2 separate regions of the Homo sapiens genome follow, and region 2 is linked to region 1. Evidence: chromatin contacts called from ENCODE POLR2A ChIA-PET data. All regions are on one chromosome and are shown on one strand. Each heading gives the region's core, a stretch centred on a gene start or an enhancer-like site at or near the end of the contact. The rest is flanking DNA. Distances are from core to core; before and after follow the strand shown.

Region 1 (4,866 bases), core at 1,891-4,390:
ACTAACGTAATTTTGACAAAGCTATTCCAAAGAGAAATGGGGACCTTCACTACAATGCAAGGATAAGACATACTTAATACACTTGCTTTCCGAAGGAACAGGAGAGATAACTTAGGAAGAAAAGCAATATAGTTCTTACTCTTTTAAACATATTTTAAAAATCCTTTATGGTTTAAAACAGCTTTTGGTGAAATTTTAAAACCTATATATCAGTAGTTGGATCAAATCTATCAAAAGATATATGAGTGGTCAGGAAATAATCAGGAGTTCCAGAATTTCTATTTTGGGAAAGGGAAGGAAAACCACCTAACAGAATTGGAACATGATTATGGTGCACTACTGGATATTAAGAATCAAGATTCAACTCATCTATATAAAATTATTTTCAAAATGGTGACCTTTAGAGCACTTATTAAATTTCCAAGTCTGAAAAAAAAATCTTTTTTTCCCTACCCTGGAATTAGGAAAAATAAAAAAATCTTTCAAAGAACAACTTTTCCTTTACTAAATGGACCAAATACATCAAAGAATGTATTCCATTTGGAGAACCTCGTCCATGTCCCTTCTAAGACATGACTTCTGCCATCAACGTAGGCTTAGCTTTTAGTTCACTGTGAAATGCAGATCAATGAAGCATGATGAAGAGAAAGGACAAATGACACATGACAGGTCTGCAGACTGGAGTGCAATAGCGCGATATCAGCTCACTGCAACCTCCGTCTCCCAGGTTCAAGTGATTCTTGTGTCTCAGCCTCCCAAGTAGCTGGCATCGCAGGTGTGCGCCACCATGCCCAGCTAATTTTTGTATTTTTAGTAGAGATGGGGTTTCATCATGTTAGCCAAGCTGGTCTCAAATTCGTGACCTCAAGTGATCTACCCACCTTAGCCTCCCAAAGTGCTGGGATTACAGGCATGAGCCACCACGCCTAGCCAGCTCCTTGTTATGGGCTTAATAAATCAGCACTTCATAATGTGCTACTGAAGAAAATCCGTAACTAGTAGAGATGTGTTAGAAGGCCATCTCAGTTAGGAGTCTGAGAAACATAAATGTGCAATTTTTCTACTCTACTGAAAACACATGTCCACCAAAAGCAATTCCCCCTTTCTTCTAAAGTAAAATATGATCATCTTTCAATCACTTAGAAACTAAAAGCTTTTATACATTCCAAAAGGCCTAGTTTCTTTGTGGAGCTTAAACAATTGTGTCACTACCAAATCTTCTTTCCTACTAGCAGAAAGAACCACATAGGAAGCCAAATCCAAATTCAGACTTAGACTAACACAGAACAGGTCTGTGATAATATAAAGTCTATCCCTGTACTTATCTTTATTAGGTTTCTATAATTAGAGTCAAGTTGCTTTTTACGAGACAAAAATAAGGCAAATAGCTCAGAAAGAAAAGACAAAATACCTTTTAGTTTCTAAATACATACTTTTTTTTTTTCTGGGAAAAATACAAGTCCTTTAAACTGTCTCATAAACCAAGAAAAGGTTTCATCTATGTTCAGGAGCTGTGATATAAATTTAGTCATGAAAATAAAGTATGCCTAGCTAAAGGAAGAACAAATTTGCCTAAATATGCCCACATGTACTTGTAGAAACAAGTATTAACTAGCCTTGTTTCTGGATACTATCTTTTCTAACTTGATTACACTTACAAGTTTCAAATGAGATAGGGAAATACATGTTTCTACTTTACAAATTCAAAGATGTATGTTTTATTTTGCTCTCTTTTCTCTCCAGCTGATATTCAGGTTTAAAAAAGGCTCCAAAAATTATATATATACATAAATATATATACATAAAATCTATGTCATTGGAACTAATGGGGAAATGTGACTATATACTATAGTAGATAATATTATTGCTTAATGTTAAATTTCTTGAGAGTAATAATGGTATTGTGGTTACATAGCAGATGTCCTGGTTCTTCCAAAAAACACTGAAGTATTTAGGGTGAAACAGTTCTTATTTGTGAATTGCTTTCAAACTAATCAGAGGGGAAAAAAGTGTGGATAGGTAGATATTTAAGACAAGTGGGGCAAAATGTTGACAACTGTTAAACCTAGGAAATGGGTATACGCATATTCACTGTACTATCCTTTTAATTTTTCTGTAGTTTTGAATTTTTCAAAATACAAATTGGGAAAAAGAAAGCTATCTTAAAATCTCAGATCATCTGGTTAATAAATGTAGGGTAGAATTTATCAATCACTAGTAATGTAGATGAGTAATATATAATGAGGCTTGGTGGTTGTCCAATACTAGGAGGATCACGAGAGTTTTATGGGCTCCTCTGTATAATTTCTTACCATTCAATTTTTTTCTACACTAAGAATGCATTAATTTTTTTTTATACAAATAAAATATAAAACTTAGAGAAAAAAATTGATACCTGGAGATAACAGGTGACTTGCTGCCATTCATTGTATTTGTTCTTTCCCAAGGTTTTCTTGTTGGTTCTTTAAAAATAAAAAACAAAAGCTATTAAATAAATAAATGCTTCCAGAGTTATTATAAAACAAATAACAAAATACTAAATCTCATTATACCTGTTTACATAGTAGTAATATAAATAAAAATTTAAATTCTAAACTTTAATTGAAATCTGTAAGGACTCTAATTTGCACAATGCCAGACCTTAAAATGAGAAGAAATTATAAGCTAGTACAGTAAGTTTCCAAGGAAAACTTACATTGTTAAGTCTAAAATATTATGATTCTATAACCTTAGGATAGTAAGGAGTTTCTCTAACAAAGAAAGGACAGTAAGAATAAAGTAGGATAATTTTAAAATTAGGATAGTTCAATTAATTAAAATGGAATAGTATTACCGACACTGTTTTAAATTATTTTTTAGTGCCAATGATAAAAACAGTAAGTATAACTTATAATATGTTCATGTATTTCAACATTTAATCTAAATCCAAATAGTCCCTCTTGGGGAAAAAAATAGGAACAACTCAAAATAAATATCAGAATCCTGAAATTCTATTGTACTTCCTTGATTCTTAAACAATTAATTCTTGGGCCTTAGCCGATTATTCCAGTTAAATATAAACAAGCTCGCTCTAAGCTCTTATTACAAAAGACACTATGTAGTCAGTGACTCACTAGTTGGCTGTCTATTGTGCTTGAATTGTTTTTCTAATCTGGGCTGACTCACTGATGCTGTCACTGGCCTCACTACATGACTGGGTAAAATCAGAAGTGGAATCTTCTCATGGAGGAAAGAATTTGGGCCACAGGAGAATGAAGTCTATTCATGAATTGTGATCTCATTGTATAGTTTTAACTAAAACTGCTCTGAGTTCCAATGCAGCTCCTCAGCTGGCTTTTGCACATTCTCAGGTAGCTTACCGTCTCTTCAAAGTACACTTAACGCAAAAATAAACTCACACTCTTCCATGAAGCCCTGCTTTTGGTTCTGGATTTCTTGTTGCATGAAGGCATTAGATGTGAAACCTTAAAGTCATTATTGATCTTGCTTTACTCCTCATCAACTAAATTCCTTCTTTTTTATATTCCTTCTTTTGTATTCTAACAGCTAACACAGCCTCTCAATGACCGCCACAGTGGTGTCAAGTTCCACACTTGACCAGGAAGATCAAATAATCGGATGGGGTTTGGGACAGGCCGAATCAGAAACATATCCAAGTGACACCAGCCCAAGCAGGTGAAAAAAGGGAAGTCCTGAATGAAACTGAGGGACACCGGGACAGGGAAGGGAACGGTCATCGGACACTGTCACTAAAGAGGCGGCGGGTGGAAGGATGAGGGAGTAATTCCAAAGTGGTTAAGATGTAGCAAGTGCTACCTTTTAACAGCTGGCTGAGGTCCTTTCTCAATCAGCCAAACCAGAACTATCTTTTAGTCTTAAAAGGGCTCATCTGGTTCAGCTGGCCCTGTGGAAGCTGAGAAGCAAGGGCCTCTTCTCTCTAAGGAGCTCGGGTGTGTTTCAGGAGGGGCAAGGCTGGGTTCCCTTCAGAGGATCTTTACTGGCATGCGTATAGAGCTTCCTAATTGGTCTGCCTATCTTAATCCTCCCTAGTTTCAATGGGAAAATCACAAGTGCCATTTTAATGTGCCTCAAACAGTTTCAGTGGATTAAATGTCCACTGAACTCAGTACTTGCAGGATAAAGTCTAAACTCTTGATAATTTTATAAAAGGCTCTCAACATTTTTGTTTCTAACTCATATTTTCAACCTTTTCCCTACAATATTCCTCAAAAAGAATTCCCCGTTCTAGTCTATTTCCTATTTCCTAATCTCTTCTTGCTCATCTCCAACTCCATACCTTGCTCATGCTATACTTACATCCTGAAATATCACACCTTCCCCTCACTTTCAGCCAAACTAAATACTCTTCAAGGAATACTAAGATGTCACTTTTCCCTACAAAGTTGACTCAGGTGACTCGTATGTGTCATTTCCTCCCTCTGTGACACACTACTTAGTATTCAACAAGTGGTTGTAAAAAGGTTAACTTCACACCTGTGTGTCTCATCTTCCCAGCTGTACCATGAGTTTTTTTGGGCTTAGGACCTGTACCTTTCACTTCAGGTGCCTGACACAATGTCAGTTTAAAAACGGAATGAAACAAGTGAGAAAACAGGCCCTGCCCTTTTTGATTTTATATATATGACACACACACAAAACCTGTGCCTTAGTTTTTCATATTTTATATAAGGGATTATATATTAGATAAGGAATTTTTAACTTGGAGTCCATGGATAACCTTCAAGAAATTCATGAATATTCTGAAATTATGAACAAATCTGAATAAAAATACAATTTTCCTCCCTGGAAAGAGGATCTATAGCTCTCATCATATTCTAAAGGTTCTGTGAGCCCAAAATATGGTTC
Region 2 (5,435 bases), core at 2,936-5,435, 340 kb after region 1:
GCATGCACCACCATGCCCTGCTAATTTTTTTGTATTTTTAATAGAGATGGGGTTTCACCATGTCAGCCAGGATAGTCTCGAACTCCTTACCGCAGGTGATCCACCTTTCTCACCCTCCCAAAGTGCTGGGATTACAGGCATGAGCCAATGCCCCCAGCCTGTTCCAGCCATTTTTAATGACTGTACAGTATTTTGGCTTATGAGTATATCAATATTTGTAACTGATCCCCTATTTTAGACTTTTTTAGGTGGCTTCTCATTTTTCATGAATCAGAGCACATAGACTGAAAAACCCCGCCTTTTTAAAAACAGCACTTCTCATTGGGACCCCACCAAATGCAGAGGCGTAGGCCCTTCAGTTTGAAGGAAGCTGAGCAGGCAGTGTGCCAGGCCCTGGGAGACAGTGGGAAGGTATCGTCCCTGTTTATCAGATGAGGATGCCGAGGCAGAGTTAAGGAAGCGAGGCATGTGAGCACCCAGGAGTTAAGGCAGGCCTGTGCTCGAACGTGGCTTCCTGCACACAGCCCCGCCCTCTGCGGCCAGTGCCACACATCACACCTGAAGCTCCAGCTCTCTGGTCCCCAGGCCTGAGTCTCTCCCTTGCTCCCCGCTCCCCGCCAGGCTCTGCTCTGAATGACTCTCCTGTGGGTCTGGCTGCCTATATTCTAGAGAAGTTTTCCACCTGGACCAATACGGAATTCCGATACCTGGAGGATGGAGGCCTGGAAAGGTGAGGCCCTGGTTTGCCCCTGCAGTCATGACCCTGGTCCCAGCAGCCAACCTCCTCACCCTCTTCATCCCCTTGTCTGGTTGCTCTGCATGGGGCACTCAGCAAATTCTATTGTTGGCTTTCTTACAAATCCTCACCCTGTGACCAACGTAGCTGCATTTTTTGGGTGAGGTGGCCTGGTGGGTTGTTCCCAGCCTCACAGTGCATGGTCAAGACTAGGATGCAGGCTCACCTGCTTGTGCTCCTTTTGCTGAACAGGCCCCTCTGGGGATTAGGGAGCCCACAGGGCAGCAGGCACCACATTATTGTCAAGAGCACCTGGGCTTTTCCTCCTGATTCCCTGGAGAGCCTGGCATCAGGGTCACGTGACTGCGTGTTCCAGGAGGGTGGTCGCAGAAAGACAGGAGGCTGTTAATCTCTCAGAGCCTTAGAGGCTGTATCCTCTACATGCCTGACTCCCAGCTCTGTGGCCTGACTCAGGCTTCACCAAGGTCAGCTCTGACCCACCCTTTCCAGGGCCCATCCCTTTATTCCTTCAGTGACACACAGGACCAGACAGTGCTGGGGATGGGAAAGACAGTAAAATGAGACTGAATCCTGCCTTGGGGGTAGGGACTCTGTCTTGGCCATGCTGTAGCCCCATCACCTAGAACAATGCCGGGTGAACAGTGGGAGAGCCCAGTACATAGATGTTGAATGAATGCGCAAAGGACTGTGAGAGTCCAGTGGAAGGAGGATTCTTTGTCTAAGCGGCAGAGAGGGGAAATGACCAGGAGAATGTATCTGATTTGGGCCTTGGAGGATAAGTAGGAGTTTGCTGGATGGAGGAGAGAAACTTAGGCAAAGAGAAAAGCAATAAAAATGCAAGGAAAGGGTGCTTGGAAAGGGTGGCTTGTCCAGAGGCTGAAGCAGGTACACTGGGGCCAGATCAAAAGCAAACTCATTCCTGCAGGCAGGTCCTCACCTCCTCCAAGAGCCTCAGCAGGGCCTTCGTCTGGGATCTGTTTCCCCTGCCCTACATTCAGCAGGACACAGGGGTTGATGGAGCTTCTGCAAGACCACCTTGGCAGGGGGTCTGGCCTGCTCCTTGCACACGGATACCTGGAGCAAGATGTGAGGCCCCACCAGACTATCCCACTAGGCCACTCCTGCAGCTCTGGCCCCGGGTTACAGGGAGCACCAAATCCCTGAGCAGGAGGTAGACAGGATCAGATCTGTGTTCTAGAAAGAACAGGAATACACTAGGGTGGAAATGGTGGTCGTGGTCGTTTTCAAGCTGCGGGCAGAGCTGAAAGGGAGATGGAAGCACTTGGCCAACTTGCAGAAATCCAGTTCACAGAGGTGATGTGTATACTGGAACTAGTTTTCATTGACCAGTTTTCATTTTGCCACCAAAATCACATTGAAAAGGCTGTTCCCTTTATCTCTGTCCCTGCTCCCTGCTGCTGTTGCTAGAGATTCAGGGTTTGAGTGAGGAAGGTAGGGTTGGGAGGGCGTGCTCTGGGGAAAGTGGAAGGTGGGGTGGGGGCTGTGGAGTATGCATCCTGGACCCAAGCTGGCTAGGTTTGGATTCTCCACTTAATAAGTAAAATGGAGATAATAGTACCTATGTCCCATAGGCTGTTGAGAGGAAAACATGAATTAAAAGAAGGTAAGGAGCTTAGAACATGCTGCCTGGTATGTGGTCACCACAGTAGCTGGTGCCCTGAGCAGTTTCACGGTGCAGGGGTTGAGGGGAGGGAGGAGAGGTCAGTGGCAGGAGAGAGGGGACAGGTGTGTAGAGGCAAGGTGGGTGGGGGGAGGACCTTGGGGTGATAAGAGACACTTCAACTAAATCCATGCGCTCCAGTCTAGTGCCCTGGGCGCAGCCTGCCTGTGACACGAGGATACCACACACGTTGCATGAGGTCTGAGGAGGGAAGCCGCATGGGCAGGGCCTGGCATTTGTAGGACTTTCTGGCTGCCCTTTGTCACACAACTGCATGTGGCACTGAGAGTGGGGCTTTGTGTTCTGCGTTCCCAGGAAGTTCTCCCTGGACGACCTGCTGACCAACGTCATGCTCTACTGGACAACAGGCACCATCATCTCCTCCCAGCGCTTCTACAAGGAGAACCTGGGACAGGGCTGGATGACCCAGAAGCATGAGCGGTGAGCCTGGCTGAGCCGAGAACAGGGGCCTCTGAGGCTGGAGGCAGGGGGACGGCCAGTCTTGGGCTCCACGAAGGGCACTTGGTGGTGGGATAAGTATAGCCTTGCCTGCAGGTGCCCCAGGGGCCCTTGGATGGGAACACTAAAGGTCGAGGTGTTTGGAGAAAGCCCTCATGGAGGGACCAGGTGCCTGGCTCCCGGGCGGCCCTCAGTACCGCTCCCCAGTCTAGGATGCTGGTCTGGAGTGGCACTGATGGTTCTGGGATTTCCAAGTCTCACATGGAAACCCTCAAAGGTGGGGATTTAGAGGCTGTCCCATGCCCCTGCCTGGGTGGCCCTCCCAGAAAAGAGAAGGCCCTCAGTGAGGGGAGAGCGGTTGAGACCCTGGATTTGTCCTTTTCTTTATGGCTCCTTGTGGGTGGGCCAGCTGATCTCACCCCCAGGCGCTTTAACCCCCTGCTGTGCAGGACGGAGGGGCGCAGGGCCACAGCCTCACCCCTCCGTCGGCTCTTTCACTTCCAGGATGAAGGTCTATGTGCCCACTGGCTTCTCTGCCTTCCCTTTTGAGCTATTGCACACGCCTGAAAAGTGGGTGAGGTTCAAGTACCCAAAGCTCATCTCCTATTCCTACATGGTTCGTGGGGGCCACTTTGCGGCCTTTGAGGAGCCGGAGCTGCTCGCCCAGGACATCCGCAAGTTCCTGTCGGTGCTGGAGCGGCAATGACCCACCCCTCTCCCCCCGCCTGCCACCTCCCCCCACAAGTGCCCTCCAGGCTTTTCTTGGGGAAGATACCCCTTTTCTGAGGAATGAGTTTGCCTCCGTCCCCTGCCCATGCTGGGAGCCCACGCTCACCCCCTCACCCCTCCAAGCTCACTCCCCAACCCCCAACTCCGTGTGGTAAGCAACATGGCTTTGATGATAAACGACTTTACTCTAAAAGCGGCTGGAACTCAGTGACATGAGCGTGCGCTGACCCCACATGGGGCCCCCTGTGCAAGCAGAGCTGGCCGGCCCCTCCTTGCTGGCAGAGGCACGGGAGGCCTGCTGGGGATGAGGCCACTGGCCAGGGCTATGCTGCACCAGACCAATGGCACCGCCCCCACCCCTCCCAGCGCAGGGGCAGCTTGGAGCAGAGGCAGCACTGGCCACCACTGCGGGGGCAAGTCAGCGTCAAGAGAGTCCCTGAGTGAGAAGGCCCAGATAAGCCCAGGCCCCCCAGGCCAGCGGACAGGCACAGGCAGGGCCTACAGAGGTGCCAAGGCCCCAGGCCAGTTGTGCTAGGAGCCTGGACCTGCTCTTCCACACCCCCATCCCGCCCCTACTGCACAGGCTTGTGCCTTGGTGCCCCCTGGAGGCAGCAGGGAGGAGGCTTCTCAGGCAGAAGTCTTAAGTTGCATCCCATTCCCCAGAATCCCCAGGAGGGAGAAGAGGGATGGGCTGCCCCTCCTTCCTGCCAGAGCCACAGCTCAAGGGCAGTGGGATGGCCCTGCACCCAGCCCAGGTACCCCTTCCTCTGTGCCGACCATGCTGTCCTTTGGCTCCGAGGAGGCCCTGAGCACTGCCCACCCCCACACCTTGGAGGGAGCAGACGGAGGGGGTGAGTACTGCACAGAGCCTGCCTGGAGGTGCAGACTCATGCACTCAGCCCTGAAGAGGTGAGAGAGGCTGGATCTTAACTGTGGTCCAATGGGCATATTATGAGTGGTCCTTGTCCCTGCCTGCTATGGGGTAACCCTGACCCAGCTAGCGTCCCTGACAACATGATACAAAAACACAGAACTCTAGCGGGATACAGAGATGTGTGCACAGCTGGCAGGAGCACTGGCCACCTCCCAACCTGTTCCCCATAGCTTACTCCTGGATGTAGCCTGGAGGGACTGCTGGGCTGGGGAGGGACTGGCCATGGAGCAGGGAGCTGGATGCCAGCGGGACCTCAGACCTGGACTGCAGCATCTCTTTGGTTATCGGTTGTGTGTGTGCTCAGAAGGGAGGAGGCCTTCCCCTTGTTACATCTCTCTCTCCATATATTCTCCCGGACTCATCAGTTTGGGGGGCGAAAAGTCCACCACATGGTCTTGGCGACAAACCACTGGGGATGTCACCCCAGCTGCAGAGCTGGAAGCTTGTGCCGGAGGGGAAACTGGGTGAGCAAGGGAGGGGCGAGGCCTGCCTGTGCTCTCCTCACCACTGCTGGGACCAGAAAAGATGGGCACCTGATAGCTCAGCTGGGCAGTCCCAACGCATTCCCACTCAGCCAAGGGCCTGAGCCCCAGGCCATTCTGGTTGTGTCTTTTCAGAGCAGTGAGACCTAAAACAGATGGGAAGAAGTCATGAACTTGGGAGTCAGGCCGCTTCACCTGTCTTCTCACCCCACAGGCTCCCCTGAGCCTGGCCCAGCCAGCAGCTCACCCAGCCTCAGGCCTCCTGGGGGGCAGCAGCCACACTGCCCGTGGCGCTCTGCGCCAAGCACTGTCCAGGGATAGTCCCGCTGATGTTGTGGATGGCACCATAGGTCTGCTGCTGCTGCTGCTGCGGAGACAGTGCTGTCCTCTCCG

Evidence for each region. ChIA-PET counts read pairs that join two places held with the same protein, here RNA polymerase II (POLR2A).
Region 2: POLR2A ChIA-PET joins it to region 1 with 11 read pairs in PC-9. The contact joins two enhancer-like sites. POLR2A ChIA-PET finds 5 or more read pairs at or near these places in 3 of 52 experiments (H1, PC-9 and Panc1).

The regions. Positions count from the first base shown.
Region 1 is chr1:225,505,556-225,510,421 of GRCh38, forward strand. ENAH (ENAH actin regulator) reads right to left here. Exons shown (of 14, transcript NM_018212.6): 11 at 2,396-2,462. Among named protein-coding and RNA genes, the nearest start is that of LINC02765, 40 kb to the left of the region's middle. RefSeq lists an enhancer at 2,833-4,032. Within about 2 kb of position 3,141, at least 13 of the 41 ENCODE cell types and tissues checked have a DNase peak (open chromatin) inside an H3K27ac peak, as active enhancers do.
Region 2 is chr1:225,841,745-225,847,179 of GRCh38, forward strand. EPHX1 (epoxide hydrolase 1) reads left to right here. Exons shown (of 9, transcript NM_001136018.4): 7 at 622-730; 8 at 2,754-2,879; 9 at 3,402-3,819. The coding sequence ends at 3,603. TMEM63A (transmembrane protein 63A) reads right to left here. Exons shown (of 25, transcript NM_014698.3): 24 at 5,290-5,435; 25 at 3,792-5,188. The coding sequence ends at 5,296. Among named protein-coding and RNA genes, the nearest start is that of EPHX1, 34 kb to the left of the region's middle. RefSeq lists an enhancer at 4,162-4,972. Within about 2 kb of position 4,186, at least 17 of the 41 ENCODE cell types and tissues checked have a DNase peak (open chromatin) inside an H3K27ac peak, as active enhancers do.